Linked DNA regions of Homo sapiens: all the other regions are linked to region 4. Evidence: chromatin contacts called from ENCODE Hi-C or POLR2A ChIA-PET data. All regions are on one chromosome and are shown on one strand. Each heading gives the region's core, a stretch centred on a gene start or an enhancer-like site at or near the end of the contact. The rest is flanking DNA. Distances are from core to core; before and after follow the strand shown. Region 1 overlaps PIP5K1C (phosphatidylinositol-4-phosphate 5-kinase type 1 gamma). Region 2 holds the start of SMIM24 (small integral membrane protein 24). Region 3 holds the start of FZR1 (fizzy and cell division cycle 20 related 1). Region 4 holds the start of TBXA2R (thromboxane A2 receptor).

The links. Hi-C counts contacts between places; a loop is a spot of excess contacts on that map. ChIA-PET counts read pairs that join two places held with the same protein, here RNA polymerase II (POLR2A). Pooled maps may share reads with other maps.
Region 1: a loop to region 4 is called in a pooled map, with 2.1 times the contacts of the local background. The contact joins the enhancer-like site here to the promoter of TBXA2R in region 4. A Hi-C loop is called at or near these places in 4 of 50 pooled maps. POLR2A ChIA-PET finds 5 or more read pairs at or near these places in 3 of 52 experiments (CD4-positive, alpha-beta T cell, activated B cell and activated CD4-positive, alpha-beta T cell).
Region 2: a loop to region 4 is called in a pooled map, with 2.3 times the contacts of the local background. The contact joins the promoter of SMIM24 here to the promoter of TBXA2R in region 4. A Hi-C loop is called at or near these places in 2 of 168 maps with a recorded cell type or tissue (posterior vena cava and tibial artery) and 2 of 50 pooled maps. POLR2A ChIA-PET finds 5 or more read pairs at or near these places in 2 of 52 experiments (activated CD4-positive, alpha-beta T cell and activated naive CD4-positive, alpha-beta T cell).
Region 3: a loop to region 4 is called in a map of ascending aorta, with 2.0 times the contacts of the local background. The contact joins the promoter of FZR1 here to the promoter of TBXA2R in region 4. A Hi-C loop is called at or near these places in 2 of 168 maps with a recorded cell type or tissue (Right ventricle myocardium inferior and ascending aorta), 3 of 37 single-sample maps with no recorded cell type and 9 of 50 pooled maps. POLR2A ChIA-PET finds 5 or more read pairs at or near these places in 7 of 52 experiments (AG04450, H1, HEK293 and 3 more).

The regions. Positions count from the first base shown.
Region 1 is chr19:3,681,303-3,685,485 of GRCh38, forward strand. All of the region lies in intron 1 of PIP5K1C (phosphatidylinositol-4-phosphate 5-kinase type 1 gamma), which reads right to left. Among named protein-coding and RNA genes, the nearest start is that of PIP5K1C, 17 kb to the right of the region's middle. RefSeq lists enhancers at 221-770, 771-1,318, 1,319-1,868, 2,289-2,583. Within about 2 kb of position 2,437, at least 9 of the 41 ENCODE cell types and tissues checked have a DNase peak (open chromatin) inside an H3K27ac peak, as active enhancers do.
Region 2 is chr19:3,479,264-3,483,254 of GRCh38, forward strand. SMIM24 (small integral membrane protein 24) reads right to left here and starts at 1,262. Exons shown (of 4, transcript NM_001136503.2): 1 at 1,134-1,262. The coding sequence starts at 1,200. It overlaps SMIM44 (small integral membrane protein 44), which reads right to left. Exons shown (of 2, transcript NM_001395954.1): 1 at 3,939-3,991; 2 at 2,847-3,788. The coding sequence ends at 3,541. It overlaps LOC105372246 (a long non-coding RNA gene), which reads left to right and starts at 3,715. Exons shown (of 5, transcript XR_936264.2): 1 at 3,715-3,991. RefSeq lists an enhancer at 3,956-3,991.
Region 3 is chr19:3,504,459-3,508,309 of GRCh38, forward strand. It overlaps FZR1 (fizzy and cell division cycle 20 related 1), which reads left to right and starts at 1,853. Exons shown (of 14, transcript NM_016263.4): 1 at 1,853-2,016. RefSeq lists enhancers at 1,228-1,277, 1,328-1,587, 2,398-2,607 and a silencer at 1,908-2,057.
Region 4 is chr19:3,604,440-3,608,366 of GRCh38, forward strand. TBXA2R (thromboxane A2 receptor) reads right to left here and starts at 2,436. Exons shown (of 3, transcript NM_001060.6): 1 at 2,091-2,436. It overlaps CACTIN-AS1 (CACTIN antisense RNA 1), which reads left to right and starts at 2,808. Exons shown (of 4, transcript NR_038865.1): 1 at 2,808-2,970. RefSeq lists enhancers at 254-303, 1,413-1,987, 2,561-3,134 and silencers at 2,335-2,384, 2,495-2,574.

The sequences.
Region 1 (4,183 bases), core at 1,187-3,686, 77 kb after region 4:
TCACTGCAACCTCTGCCTCCTGGGTTCAAGCGATTCTCCTGCCTCAGTCTCCCAAGTAGCTGGGATTACAGGCGTTCACCACTACCACCTGGCTAATTTTTGTATTTCTAGTAGCGACGGAATTTTGCCATGTTGGCCAGGCTGATCTCGAACTCCTGACCTCAGGTGATCCACCCACCTCGGCCTCCCAAAGTGCTGGGATTACAGGCATGAGCCACCGCGCCTGGCCCACTTTTGTCTTTTGTTTGAAGTTCCCTGTAATAAAAGCTGCAGCTCGTACACACATCCCCCCGCGGGCTGGTGCTCTGCAAGCTGCGTCTCTGACCCTCTCAATGCTCCATGAGGTGACTGGCATTGGACCTATTTTACAGCTATGTAAACTGAGGCTCAGAGGTCTCTGCTAGTCAAAGGCAGCAACATTCGCTCCAGCCTGGACTTGAAGGGCAAACGGCAGCCCCAGGGCAGCCCCTGGGGGAGGGCAAACAGCAGCCCCAGGGCAGCCCCTGGGGGAGGAGCAAACTTAAGGCACATTCTTCAGATAAACTCCAGGGGGTCACTTAGCCAAACGAGCCCTGGGGCCTGCGTTTGGTCCTCTGGCCCCTCAGGCCCACCAGGATCCAAAGCGAACTCCTTCCCCGTCAGCCTGGCGTGTAGGAATATGCTTCCACGAGCCCAGATTGCAGAGCCTGCTGCACGCTGCATGCTGGTCTGACCCCGTCACCACCCCCACCAATAGCACAGAGGGAGACAAAGAGAAGGTGCCTAACATTTCTTAGAAAAGGCATCGTGGGCCAGGCACAGTGGCTCACTCTTATAAACCCAGCACTTTGGGAGGCTGAGGCGGGTGGATCACCTGAGATCAGGAGTTTGAGACCAGTCTGGCCAACATGGTGAGGCCCCGTCTCTACTAAAAATACAAACATTAGCCAGGCATGGGGGTGCGCGCCTGTAATCCCGGCTACTCAGGAGGCTGAGGCAGGAGAATCGCTCAAACCCAGGAGGCAGAGGTTGCAGTGAGCTGAGATCGCACCACTGCATTCCAGCCTGGACAACAGAGCAAGACTCCATCTAAAAAAAAAAAAAAAAAGGCATTGTGGGCCAGGCGCAGTTCTCATACCTGTCATCCCAGCACACTTGGAGGCCGAGGTGGGAGGATTGCTTGAGCCCAGGAATTCCAGACCAGACCGAGCAACATAGCAAGACATAGCAAGACCCCACCTCTTCAAAAAACAAAAAAATTATCTGGCGTGGTGACGTGTGCCTGTAGTCCCGGCTACTCGGGAGGCTGCGGTGGGAAGACTGCTTGAGCCCCAGAGTTGGAGGCTGCAGTGAGCTATGATGGTGACACTCCATTTCAGCCTGGGTGACAGAGCAAGACTGTCCCTATAAAAAAATTAAAAAAATAAAAAATAAAGAGCAGAAGCTCTCTTGGAAGCGGCTCCTCCAGCCCCAGTTGAGCCTTCAGAGGAGGCAGTCCCGGCTGACAGCTTCACCACAGCCTCATGAGAGACCCCGAGCCAGGACCACCCAGCTACGCCGCTCCCAGACTCCTGACTCAGAAACTGTGTGAGGTCACAGATGTTGCCTCAATGAACGTTTGCTGGACAGAGGCCCAGATGGAGAACACCTCCCCTCCTCCCCCTCCCCTCCCCTCCTGTCCTTCCCCTCCCTCCTCTCCTCCCCCTCCCTCCCCACACCAGGCTTGGTCCTGCCCTAGGGCCTCCGCACAGGCTGCGCCTCTGCCTGGAACTCTCTCTCCCACCCAACCTTGTTCAGGTCTAGATCAAATGTCACCTCCTCAGAGAGTCCCCTCCCTGGTCACCCTGCCCCCGCTGGGTTTACTTCTCTCTACTCCTTGGATCCTCCACATTTGTTCCCTCTGAGGCCATGAGCCCGGCCAGGGCAGCGACTTCATCTTTCCCCTCTGCAACAGTGCAGACAGCACGAGCCTGGCACGTGGGTAAGGCTGCCTGCGACAGTGTCCTCCTCCCAGGAGTTCCACGGAGATCTGGGTCCAGGGCACAGTGGGCTTGGCTCAGGAGGGAAACGGGGTTGGATGGGGTCAAGAGCCCAGGGGCGCAGGCTGCTTCCCGTCTCTAACCACTGAGCCACCCTGGAACAGCTGGAGCGCAGGCAGGAGCTGGCCAGAGACGAGCTAGCCCACCTTCGCCGTGTGTGTGGCGGGGCCCGCACCATATGAGAACCCCATGGCTTAGTCACGCAATTGTCCCAACAACCCTGTGACGTAGGCACTATTACTGCTCCCATTATGCAGAGGCGGAAACTGAGGCTCAGAGAGGTCAGATCGCTTGCCTGATCATGCAGCAAAAATGTAGGGGTGGACGCACCTGATTCCAGGATGTCAGGCCCCAGTCTGCGTCACCACAGCAGGGACGGGAGGAGAGTGAGGAGGAGCCAGGCGGGGGAAGGGCAGAGGGGCCTCCCAGGCAGAGGCACAGCCAGTACGGAGGCCCCGGGGCAGGACCGTGTCTGGAGAGCTGGGATCAGCCCGGGCACAGCAGGAACATCCTGTGCAGAGCACAGCCAGCCCCCGCTTCCCCTCCCGGGCAGTCCCACACCTCCCCCACACTGGAGCCCCTGCTTCCCCTCCCGGGCAGTCCCACACCCCCCCCACGCTGGAGCCCCCGCTTCCTCTCCCGGGCAGTCCCACACCTCCCCCATGTTGGAGCCCCCACCACCCCGACCAGTGCTGACTCTGTCTCTGCAGCAGGCCCGGCCCCCAGCACAGGAGAGGCAGAGCAGATGCTTCGGTGCCTGGAGCAGCACCCACAGCCTCCTGGCTGGGAAGTGGCCTCTGTGTCACCCACTGGACCTCAGGATTCCTCAAAATAAAGACGGAACGATAAGAAGAGCCTCCCGCTCACAGCGCTGCAGTGGTAACCACACCAGTCACGCATGAGCATTTCTTTGCCTTATAATTAGAGGCATCAAGATGAGCTCATTGCCGCCCCCTCACCCCACACACATCATCCAGCGCACAATCTCACAGCACTCACACACAGATGGGGACACCTGCTGCCTGCCAGGGTCCCTTCCATCCCGGGGACAGGGCCGAATTCCTTCCCCTTGAAAGTGGGCGGGTCTCAAGCCCTGCTTTGGCCAATCACATGATGCAGAAGTGACATGGGGGGAATTCTTCCATCAGCCTCTGCTCTCTTGGAATCCCTCCAGTACGATGCTGGGGCCAGGCTGGAGGGTGGCAGCAATGCGGAGAGAGGCCTGGGACAGGAGGCCACCAGGGTGTGCTGGCACAAGCCAGATGCCGCAGCAGAACCGACCTGCTGAGCCCAGCCAAGCCCAGCCAATACTGGGAAACTGACAGCAAAAGCACTGCAGCGTGAAGCCTCTCAGTGTGGCAGTGGTTTGTTGCATAATCCACGAATCCCACCACAGACGCACCCAGAGCGGGACCACCACCTGCTGAAGGTCACCCGGCACGTAGGGCCCAGGCAGCAAAGCCCCGGGCGGCTCTCTCCCTCTGAGCACCAGGATCTGGTTCCCTGTGACCCACCAGGAGAACTCAAGCTCTTAGTGCCACATGGCTTCCACCACTGTAGACACGTCACTCAGCAGTCAGGGCCAGACACGTGAATCTTAGAAGGTTCCAAGTTATTTCTGGGTGTGGGATGGGGGAGGGTCTCTTAATTTGCAACTTCCATCCTTTGGTGCCGTCTGAAATACATATTTTGTCATTTTTATTTATAGAAATGAGGCTTTTCTCAAAGCATTAACTCACTCAACTTGTAAAACAGGCAGAGGAAAAGAAAACAAACAGTGTGAACATCTGAAAAAGACGCCCAGACCCCTCTAATGATAAAAGACATGATATGAAACCAGCCTGCCAGCAATGGGTTGGGGACTCAGGGGGTCCTCACACGGCTGGGGGTGATGCCCGTGTCAATAGATTCTCCCCTAGGGGGCAGCCTGGCAGCATTTCTAATGTGTGTGCCCTTGGCAGCAACTTCAATTCTAGAACTTTCTCCTAGACAACTTCGGCACAGGTAAAAAGACAGGAGTCTCGCTGATTATATGGAACTCATAAGGTCCTACAAAGACTGTCTAAAGCAGGGGCTGGTATACCACAGTCCAGGGGCCGAACACAGCCCACTAAAGAAAGTTTTATTGGGCCAGGCACGGTGGCTCATGCCTGTAATCCCAGCAC
Region 2 (3,991 bases), core at 12-2,511, 130 kb before region 4:
GCTTATAAAGGCGGACCTCAGAAGGGCGGGGCTTATGACAAAGGAGTGGCTCAGGGGTGGGGTTTATAAAGGAGAACAAGCTCAGGGGAGGGGCTTATGAAGGAGGAGGTGGCTCAGATGGGGAGGGCTTATAAAGAAGAGTCTGGGGGGTTGGGGCTTACAACAGAGGAGCTGTTGGGGGGAGCTTATAAAAGGAGGCAGAGGCTTAGAGGGAGGGGCTTATAAAGGAGGAGCTCAGAGGGGAGGTGCTTATAAGGGGAGAGGGTCTCAGAGTGGGAGGGGCTTATAAAGGCGGCAGAGGCTCAGGAGGAGGGGCTTATAAAGAAGGAGGAGCTCAGAGGGGAGGGGCTTACAACAGACGAGGGGCTCAGGGAGGGGTCTATAAAGGATGAGTGAGAAGGAGGGGCTTACAGAGGAGGAAGAGGCTCAGATGGGGAGGGGCTTGTGAACTAGGGGGCTCAGAGTGGGAGGGGCTTGTAGAGGAGGCAGAGGCTCAGGGGGAGGGGCTTATAAAGAAGGAGGAGCTCAGAGGGGAGGGGCTTACAGAGGAGGAGGGACTCGGGGAGGGGTTTATAAAGGAGGGAGAGTGAGAAGGAGGTGCTTACAAAGGAGGAAGGGGCTCGGATGGGGAGAGGCTTGTGAACTAGGGGGCTCAGAGGGAGAGGGGCTTATAGAGGAGGCAGAGGCTCAGGGGGAGGGGCTTATAAAGAAGGAGGAGCCCAGAGGGGAGGGGCTTACAGAGGAGGAGGGGCTCGGGGAGGGGTTTATAAAGGAGGAGGAGTGAGAAGGAGCGGTTCACAAAAGAGGCGGGGACTCAGATGGGGAGGGGCTTGTAAAGGAGGCCCGAGCTCAGAGTGGGGCCGAGCTCAAGGCGGGGGGTTCAGCCAGGTGTGCTCAGAAGGGCTGGAGAGGGGAAAGGCTCGGGTGGGCGGTGGGGGGTCCCTTACAGAGGAGGGCAGAGCCCAGCGAGAGGGAGGCCGGGCGGTACTGCGGGGGTTGAGAAGGGCCTCCAAGCCACTCTTCCTTTTCTTCCTGCCCCCTCTCCTTTTTCTCGCCATGGAAAATTGGGAGATGGTGATCACCTGACCAACTCCCCTATCCCGCGACGCCCCCTCCCGCCCCCCTGCACCTACCCTGCTGGGCCTCCACCGGGGAGAGGAGCAGAAACTCCAGCACCAGAAGGGCCCCCAGGGTCTCCATGACGGTCGAGTGAGCCAGCAGCCAGCCAGCGGCGGTCCCGGGTCGGCGTCCACAGGTTTGGTGTGGGCGAGGCCCTGCCTCCCCGTGATAAGGCACAGGCGGTCCCCGGGCGGGGGATGCCTGAGACCTGGGAGCGGGGCCCGCCCCTGGCACCACCTGATTGGGCATCCTGCCCCTCCCCTGCCAGCTCCTGCCCCATCGCTCTCCCTCCGGGAGGCCAGACTCTGGACCTGTGTAACAATTAACTGAGGGAGTCCCTCCTCCCTGCACCCTGCCCTGGGGACCATCAGCCTCAGGGCCACCCCTTTGTGATCCCTGCTGCAGGGGCTGAGCTGAGATGGCTGCGACCTCCCGTCCCGGCCCAGGCCCCGTGCCACTCTGGACACAGGGGGAACTCACAAATACAACTGGAATATCTTAAGAAGGGTGCGCCCACCCAGTGCCTCACACCTGTAATCCCACTACATTGAGAGGCCAACGCGGGCAGATCCTTGAGCCTAACCTGGGCAACTTAGTCAAGCCCTACCTCTACAAAAATAGAAAAATTAGCCAGGCGCGGCGGGCACCTGCAGGCCCAGCTACTAGGGTGTGCTGAAGTGGGAGGATCACTTGAGCCCAGGAGTTTGAGGCTGCAGCCAGTTATGGCCGCACCACCGCACTCCAGCCTGGGTGACAGAGGAAGACCCTGTCTCAAAGGAAATAAAAAAAATTAGAAATACAAAGAGTTACCAAGGCTGGGTACAGTGTCTCACGCCTGTAATCCCAGCACTCTGGGAGGCTAAGGCGGGAGAATCGCTTGAGGCCAGGAGTTCCAGACCAACCTCCTCCCGTCTCTAAAATAAAAAATGTAAAACTTAGCTGAGCATGGTGGCCTGCACCTGTAGTCTCAGCTACTCAAAGAGACTGAGGTGAGAGGATCGCTTGAGCCCAGGAGTTCGAGGCTGCAGCGAGCTACGACTGCACCACTGCATGCACCACCGCACTCCAGCCTGGGCAACAGAACAAGACCTTGTCTCTCAAAGCAAATTTGAGAGTCACCTTTTGTGCTCTCAGAGTACACATGAGGCTCCGTGCTCGGCAATTTCACAGATCGCATTTCCTTTTCTTAACACCCCGTGAAATGGTGCCGGTCTCATTGTGCCCAGGAAAGTCAAGGTCACGCAGCAGGTCTGACCTGGGATTTGAAGCCGGGTCTGCCTCGCCCCCAGCTTATCCTGCCTCGCCCAGGCTCTTGGCCCCTGAGGACCCACAAGCAGCCATGGGAGCACACAGGGACAGGGAAGGTGTGCAGAGGCCACATGCCCGTGGTCCACCTGCAAACCGGGACGCTCTCACGTGGGGATGCCCGGGAGCGTTGATGACTCAGGCTCCAGGCTCTCCTGTCCTCAACCTTGGTCCCTCGGCTGATTAGATAGTGGGCCCTGCCCGGGCGAAGGGGGACCCCGCCCCAGCTGACACGGGAGCAGCCATGGCCCAGACGAGTGGTAGGAAGGCCCGGCGTCATCGCACAGGTGTTTATGGAGCGCCTGCTGAGTCGCTGTCACTTCCTCTCTTCCGGAGGTCTGCGGATGACCGCTGAGCAGACCGGCCACTCAGCAGGATGGGGCTCACACATCCCAGCCCCAGGATGGCCACAGGTCTGCTTGAACCAGCCAGGCAGGCATCTATTAAACTCTGACTGTGTATCCCGTCTTGTGCAGGGCTTGGAAGAGAAGGAGGCCTTGGTGCTGTCTGGGAGCTCTCGATCTGATTAGGAAGTCAGGACCACCCCCCAGAGACAAGCAAACCCAGCAGCCGAGGCGGGGGCTGGAGAAGATTTGGAGGTAGGGGAGCCCAGCAGAGGGGGTGGGGGCAGGACCCGCCTTGGAGATCCTGCCCTCCAAAGTCAGTCAGTTGTCTGGGCTTTTTCTGAGAAAAGCACTCTGTGCTCTGAGACCTTGGCGAAGCCACTTCATCACTGCGTGCCTCGGTTTCCCCATCTGTTAAGTGGGGGCGATCAGTCCTACCTCGGAGGATTAAATGAGATACTGCATAGAAAAAGCCTGCTCTGCACAGCAGCAGGTACACGCTAAGCACTCGGTAAGGTTGGCCGATAATATTACAACGTTTTAAATCGCCCTAGTGTTTCTAATTCACAGTTTGCTGACGGCTTGGCTGAGGCTGAGCCGGGCAGGCTCTGCGTATGTGAAAGTCGCCAGCGTCCAACCCCCGGAACCTGCCGGCTGGGAAGGAGAAAGCCGTCCGCTGCGACCGGGCAGCTCAGGGTTTGCAGAAAGGGCTCCGGCGCGCGTAAGTTCTGTCTACACGACCGCCAAAGCGTCCGGAACCCGGATTCAGGATTCAAGTTGCCATCAGCTTCCAGAAGGAGCTTCGGGATGGGGGGTCCTTGAAGGCAATGGAGGGGCGGCGGGGCTCCGGGGGAGGCGGGGGTTCAGAGGGGGCTCCCTCCCCACCCCCGCCGGCGTCCTCCTCGCCCTGCCAGGCCAGGGCCAGCTGCAGGTCCAGCCCCTCCAAGTCCTCGCCGGTCAGGCTGGGGCGCAGCTCCCGGGGTGCGGCCTCCTGGTCTGGCTTCGGGCCAAACGCCCAGTCTGCGGCAAGGGAGCTGGTGAGGCAACTCCCCGGCCCCGGCCACCCTCCTCTGTCCCCTCCTCAGCTAGGAGAAGCACTAGGATCCCCTGACCACCCACCCAGGGTGACCCAGCATCGGCCCCAGCTGGGTTTCGGTGGGGGCAGCTCACCGGCCAGGTCGTGGGCGAGGTCTTTGATGAGGTGCCCGACGATGGCGTAGGCG
Region 3 (3,851 bases), core at 603-3,102, 100 kb before region 4:
AGGTGGAGTGTGGTGGCATGATCTGGGCTCACTGCAACCTACACTTCCCGGGTTCAAGTGATTCCCCTGCTTCAGCCTCCCGAGTAGCTGGGACTACAGGTGCGCGCCAGCACACCCGGCTCATTTTTGTATTTTTAGTAGAGATGGGGTTTCACCAGATTGGCCAGGCTGATCTTGAACTCCTGACCTCAAGTGATCTGCCCGCCTCAGCCTCCCAAAGTGCTGGGATTACAGGTGTGAGCCACAGCTCACGGCCATCACATCAATTTTAGAACATATCCATCAACCCCCCAAAATAAAGTCCATTCCAGTCACTCCTGATCCCCCTCTCCCAGCCCTTGGCAACCACTAATCCACTTCCTGTCTCTATGGATTTGCTTATCTGGACATTTCGTATCAATGGAATCACTCACTATGTGGTCTTTTGTATCTGGCTTCTTTCACTGGGCATGATGCTTTCGAGGTTCATCCAATCTGTAGCCTGTGTCCGAGCCTCATTGCCTCATATTGCAAAACACCGTGTCATTGTATGAATGGAGCATTTTCCCTTCATCTGTGGATGTACATTTGGGTTGTGTGCACTTTGTGGATGTTATGAATAAAGCTGCTATGCACATAGGTGTGTGAGTTTTTGCGTGGATGTTACATGTTTGTTTCTCTTGGGTAGATACCTAGGAGTGTTACTGCTGTGTCATGTGGCAATTCTATGTTTAACCTTTTTTTTTTTTTTTTTTTTTTTGAGACTGAGTCTTGCCCTGTTGCCTAGGCTGGAGTACAATGGTGCGATCTTGGCTCACTGCAACCTTTGCCTCCCGGGTTCAAGCAATTCTCCTGCCTCAGTCTCCCCAGTAGCTGGGATTACAGGCGCCTGCCACGATGCTTGGCTAATTTTTCGTATTTTTAGTAGAGACGGGGTTTCACTATGTTGGCCAGGCTGGTCTCGAACTCCTGACCTCAGGTGATCCACCCACCTCCACCTCCCAAAGTGCTGTGATTACAGGCGTGAGCCACCGCGCCCGGCCCATAATTTTTTTAAAAACCTGTTTTTTGTTTTTTTTTTCAAGACGTAGTGTTGCTCTGTCACCCTGGCTGAAGTGCAGTGGCGCAATCTCGGCTCATTGCAACCTCTGCCTCCTGGGTTCAAGGGATTCTTCTGCCTCAACCTCCCGAGTAGCTGGGATTAACTCCGTACCTCAGGTGATCCGCCCGCCTCGGCCTCCCAAAGTGCCGGGATTACAGGCTTGAGCCACCGCACCTGGCCTAAAAACCTGTTTTGTTCCCTGCTGTCTCACTGGGGCCTGGAGGAGCAGCACTTAGGAGCGCAATGCAGGTTTGTTGAATAAATTAATGACTCTCAGCAGTGACGTTTGTACGTTCGGGACACGCACCTGGTGTTGGGTCCCATCTGCGCTCATTAGGCGCGACGTCAATGCCGCACTGAGGTGTGCCTGGCTTCGATCTACCCTAGGAAGGGTCTGCCCTGGGGCGCCCCATTCCGCGACTGTCCCCAGTGGGAACCACGCCCTCCATCTACCAGAGCCATTTCTGCAACGTCTAGCACCCCGCGGGTCCTCTTCCGGCCGCGGTTGCCCTGGGCAACGCGTGGAGCCGCGCTTCCTGTATTGATTTGAATCGCGGGAGACGTCACGTCCTCCCGAGATGCCCAACGCGCGCAGGCGCAGCCACTCGGAGTGGGCAGGGCCTGGCTGGGTGTTGGGCAGGGCCTGGCGGTGTGTGGGGTAGGCGGGGGGCGTGGCCGCGATTAGCCGCGCGCGGCGTGGGGGCGTGGTCGGGTTGCGGGGGTGCGCGCGGCCGGCCGGGCGCGCGCGGCGGAGGGAGGGAGCCGGGAGGCAGCGGAGGAGCGACCGCCGCCATATTAGGGACCGCGGAGCCCGGGATCCCGTCAGCGGCGGCCGCGGCCGGGCCTGCGGGAGCTGCGGAGGCCGGAGGCGGGCGCTGTGCGGTGCCAGGAGAGGCGGGGTCGGCGGGAGCCAGCGAGCCACGGGAGCGAGCCAGGTGAGGCGGCCGGGGTCGGGGACCCGCCCCCCGGGCCCTAGGCGGCGGAGCTTGACTGCGACCCCCCAAAACCGGGACGGCGGGGCGGGCTGCGACCCCCACCCCAGCTCAGGCCCCTCCAGGAGCCCCCAGTCCCCTCGAATGCCGCCTCCCAGGCCGAACTAGGCCCGGGTGACCTCAGCATCCGCGTCTCCCGAGTTAACACCCAAATCCCAGCGTCCCCCCCACGTCGGGGCCTGCCGTGACCCCCACCCCGAGCCACCTGTAAGTCGTGACCTCCCCGCAGCCGCCGTCAGCGTCCACCATTCTTTTTAAAATAGGCTGAGCCCTGCACCCCCAACCAGGGGACCCCACTGCGCACCCCTAGAACAGCAGACCCCGCCTCCTAACCCGGGTGATTTCTCCCTGGCCTGTCATCCCCGGGACTTCCCAGTTCAGACCCTCCCAGCTTGGGTCCTGCCCACACGAAGCCGCCCCCCATCGCTGAGCCTGTGGTGTGCGATGGCTCGCCCAGGCCGCAACCAGCCCCTCGCCCCAGTAAAATGCAGTCCCAGCCCGGGACACCCGGAAACCTGTGTCTGTGGTCACTGTTGTGTCCACCAGTCCCCGCAGGCACGGGTTGAGTGCATGGATGTCCCCGTCTCACCTCATCTCGCTGATTTCTGCTCCCCCACCCTCCCAGCGTGCCCCCTACCAGCCCCCATTCCCCCGAAATCCAGCTCTCCCACCAAAGCCTCAGACGAGCTATCCGTGCACAAGCCCCTCCCTCCTCCGAACTGAACCTCCGTCCTGCGTCCTGCCCCGTGTCTTCTCCAAACGCAAGCCTGGCCATCTCGGATCCCCAGAATATGGAGTGTGCCCCCCATTCAGAGCCGTTTTACCCCTACTCAAACCTGTGACACCCCCTCCCCCTCTTCCACCGTCCAGACCTGTCTCCACCCCACGTCCTGAGACCCCCGATATGCAGATGTTCAGCCTAAATCTGTTTTGTCTTTTCCCCTGTTTTCTCCACCCCAAACTCATCCTCTGGTTCAGGGCGTCTCTCTGGTTCCGATTCCCCCGCCCCGCCCCAGTCTACCGGGCGATGACCTCATGCCTCTCCGTGGTGAGGCCCCCACCCCAACCTATGTGCTTTGAAGGAGGGTGATTTACCTAAGGGAAAACCATCCACCAAGGACACACACCACCAGCATGAGGGCAGCCTGCGGGGACTTTGAAGTGAAGGCGGAGTGGTCTCTCTCGGGGTGGGGGTGGGGATAGAAGCTGACGGCATCACCTAGGTTTGGTCCCCGGAGTGGATGTGTCGGGGGCCGTCTGTCATGCGGAATTCCGCGTGGGCCTCCTCCTGTGTCAGGGGCCCGTGTGTTTTGGCGACACCCGATTGTCATTTCCTTCGGAATCCCAAGTGGAGGCAGGTGTGCTGGCCACTGGCCGCTGCCCGGCGCCTTGAGCAGCGAGCGGAGTTGGGTTGCAGAGGGTTTTGCTAAGGGAGCAGACACTTACTCAAAGGCAAGCCCGGTGCTTTACTGGGGAGGGGTATCTTGGCAAGGTGGTACCCGCCAGTTTGCCCCTGTGACTTGCTTCCCAGGTCAAATTTCAGAACCTGTGCCCTGGCTGCAGGCAGTGGTGGGGGTAGGGGTTGGGGTGGGGCTTTGGGGTTTGGAGGAGGAGTTTCTAGAAACAGACAAGCCGGATTGGTCTTCAAGGTGGGGCTACATTGATTTTCTTTTTTTTTTTTTTTTTTTTTGAGATGGAGTTTCGCTCTGGGCTGAAGTCCAGTGGCGCGATCTCGGCTCACCGCAACCTCTGCCTCCCAGGTTCAAGTGATTCTCCTG
Region 4 (3,927 bases), core at 1,186-3,685:
AGCAGGCCTCTCCTCCGCCCCATGTTCCATCCTCGTGCCCCCTCCCCCACTCCCTGGAGCACGTCACCTCATCATCCATCCATTTCTCAACAAGTCCCCTCTCCTCAGCACCCCACCCTGCCCGCCCCGCCTGCCTGTCACGGCCTGAGCCCACCCCACCTCCCCCAGACAGGCTTGGAGGCTCTAGTCCCTGATCTGCCGTGGCCAGGCTGGGGCTCCACCTTGCCGAGCCTCAGTTTCCCCGCTCTGTGCAATGGGGGTGAGCTTCTGATCTCCATGCCTGCGGGTGCTAAGCTCAGGCCTCCCTGGCTCTCACCTCTGCAGGGCTCCTGGCTGTACTCACAGCTCAACTCCCTACAAGGTGCCCGGGCAGCCAGCAGGGAGCCCTGAGGCTCCGTGTCACCCCTGTCGGCCTTGGACCTTGGACCCACAGGGCCCTTTTGGGACTGAAACTTCAGGGACCGGCCAGACCCTCCCATGCCTGCTGTAGATCTGAACGCTCATGGGCGTGGACCCCCACATGGTAGCGGAGGCAGACACACTCCACACCCTGATGGGCCCACCTCCCCTCATCGCAAAGCTCCATTTCCGAGAACATTTCCTGTTTGTGACACCAACAGGGTCCCCAGCCCACACAGTGCAGGGCGGGGACTCCCCCAGCCAGCCAGACTCCGGCCAGCCTTGTTGGGGCCCTAAGTCACATGGCCCCCTGTGAGCCTCGCTTTCCCCATCTCTCTAGTGGGGGCTCCCCAGGGAGCATGTACGGAGCTCCGTCACACAGGGGCCAGCAGGGACCAGGGGGCGGGACCCGGGAGGTGCAGCTGGTGGTTAATGGTGGACCACAAGTTACAGTGATTCCACCAACATGCACCTCAGGCCACCACCGTGTGTGCACACTCGAGACACACAGACACAGCCAGACACACACAGGCAGAAACACAGCAGACACACAGGCAGAAATGTGACAGACAGAAACACAGCAGGCAGACGCACAGACGTGCACAGACACACACACAGAAACATGGCAGACACACAGACACACACACAGATAGAAACATGACAGACACACAGGCAGAAATGTGACAGAAACACAGCAGACAGATGCACAGACATGCACAGACACACATACAGAAACATGGCAGATACACAGACACACACAGATAGACACACACAGAAACACCACAGACACACCCAGACAGAAACATGACAGACACACAGGCAGAAATGTGACAGACAGAAACACAGTAGACAGACGCACAGGCATGCACAGACACACATACAGAAACATGGCAAATACATAGACACATACAGATAGACACACACAGATGGAAACATGACAGACACAGACACACACAAGCAGAAACACAACAGACACACAGACACACGCAGATAGACACACACAAGCAGAAACACAACAGACACACAGCCACACACAGACACATACAGGCAGAAACACGACAGACATAGACACACACAGATACACACATAGGCACACAGGCAGAAATGTGACAGACACAGACAGAAAAACACAGACACACAGGCAGAAACACAACAGGTACATAGATACAGACAGACACAGAAAGACACACAGAAGAACACACAGTATTTAACAGTCACAGACTCTCGGCAGAAACAAACACACGGTCACACACACAAAACCACCACACACGCACAGACACAGACACACAACCAGGGCCATGCATGGTTCACTCCCAGAGACAAGATCACACACACAGCCGCACAACCACACTCGATCCCTGCCACACCCAGGGCCTGGGCCCCCTCCCCGGCTGCAGCCCCCTGAGTCTGGGACCCCCATTCACAGCCATGTGGCCCCACAGAGACCAGAGAGCCCCCCGGACAGAATCAGCCTGGGCCGCACCCAGACCCAGCCGCCTGGGCGCCCAGGGCAGGCCTCAGGGCACCATGCCACCCGCCGGGCCACACAGGGGACACCTGGCACCTGGCCGCTGTCACCGCGGGCTTTGCGACACACCCACAGCAGGGCAGGGCCAGCGCCGGATGCGCCCAGCAGCCCGGGCTCACACCAGAGCAGTGCATCCCGCCCTAAGCCAGCGGGGCGACCTCACCTTCAGAGACCTCATCTGCGGGGCTCCCACCTGGCTGGATCCCGCGCCCGGGGGTCCGGGCGCCGTCTGGAGCTGAGCAGGCAGATGTGCGGGCGCCGAGGGTGGGGCGAGGGCTGGGGGCGGGCAGAGGGAGGGGAAGGACGGGCTCGAGCGGGACCTCCCAGGGAAACTGAGTCAGTCTGGCTGTGACCAGGGGCGGGCCCAGCAGAGGACCCACACAGATGGAGGGCGTGGCGGCACAGGACGCCCTGGGGTCGCGGCCTGGAGGGGTCCGCGGGGGCTAAGCCGAGCTGGGACGGGTGGGGGCCGCTGGCAGCCCGCGGCTCGCTCTCTCCGTCCAGTCTCTGTCTCCCGCTGTCTCTCATCAGCCCCGCCCACCCTGCGCTGGCCACGCCCCTCGGGCCCGGGCCTGGCTGACTTGGAGTCAGTGGGTGCCCCCCGCACGCCGGGACACCCTACAGCCTTCTGGGGAAGGCGGCGCCCTTGGGACCCCCAGGCCACCGGTGGCAGGGATGCAATGGCCCGCGTAGGGGTGGCAGGGGCGCTTCCTCGGGAGCCTCAGCCCCTCCAGCCGCCCAGCGCCCTGCCAGGCCTCTTCCCGGCGCTCCCGCCGCCAGGCCCGCATTATTCACCATCTGGGCAGCACCCAAGGCCTGGAGGGGGCGGGGCAGGTCCAGGCGGATCGGCTCCCGGGGGTCGCCCAGACTCCAGGGCTCCAAATTCACTGGGTGCGCTGGAACGCGGCACACAGTAGTAGTATGCCCTGCTTAATACATACAGGACATATTTGAGGCCCCTTCCAGGGGTGGGGTGGGAGGACAGAGGGATGGGGGGTGCACCAGACGACACAGCCAGACTGAGAAAGGTGGTCCCAGAGCAGGTGAGCCGGGAGGGCTGGGGTGATGGCATCGCATGGGAGGGTCTCTTGAGGAGGCTCGGAGGTGGCTTTGGAGCCAGAGGAGGAACAGTCTGGAGCCGGGAGGCTGCAGTGGGGGATGGGCACTCTTTCCTGGCCACCCCCCAGCTCGGGCTGGGGAAGGAGGGATGGAGCCCAACAGGAATGGCTGAGAAGGTGCCGGACGCAGGGACTGGGACCGTCTCTTTGCAGAGGGGGGACCTTGGGCTTCCTTGGCCTTGTTTGTACACCCGAGCCGGACAGAACCTTGAGTTAGGGACCTGGAGTGGGACCGGACAAGCTGACCTTGCCCTGACTGCACCCCACCCCGTCCCCTGGGCCCGGGAGGGCTGCTAGTCCAGGCTGTGAGTGAGGGGTATTCCCAGCCTGGCCCGGCCCTCTCGTCAGCCCAGTCCGGAAGCCCCTTCCCCGGCTACCCCGCCCACTATCCTTCCTCCTCCTGGCCTTCGGCCACACCCAACCTCCCTCCCAAAGCTCTATCCCATTAAGTCACCAGCCATTTAACACAACTTCTCTCTTTCCTGGCAAGGAGGCTATCCAACTCCTATGGATGTGGCAAAACCCTGGCTCCAAGGCTGCTTTCCCGTGAAGCCGACCTAATCTCCAAGTCTTACTCTCCCCAACCCCTCTCTGTGTTCAGCTTATACAGTGGGACAATTATGAGCTCCAAGTGAGACCTGAAACCAGGCCTGCCCTTCAGGATGCCCTAGGCTGGAGAATGAACTGGACACAGGCTGTTCCAGCCCCCTGGGGTCAGGGCTGGGCCAAAGGAAGAGACAGGGCCTAGGGAAGCCCAGAGGTGAGCTAGGAAGACATCTTGTGAGGAGAGGGCATGGGAAGTGGGGTTTTGTAGGATGAATAGGAGCTCCCCAGGTCTGGGCTACGTGGCAGTGACAGGAATTGCATGTATAAAGCTTTGGA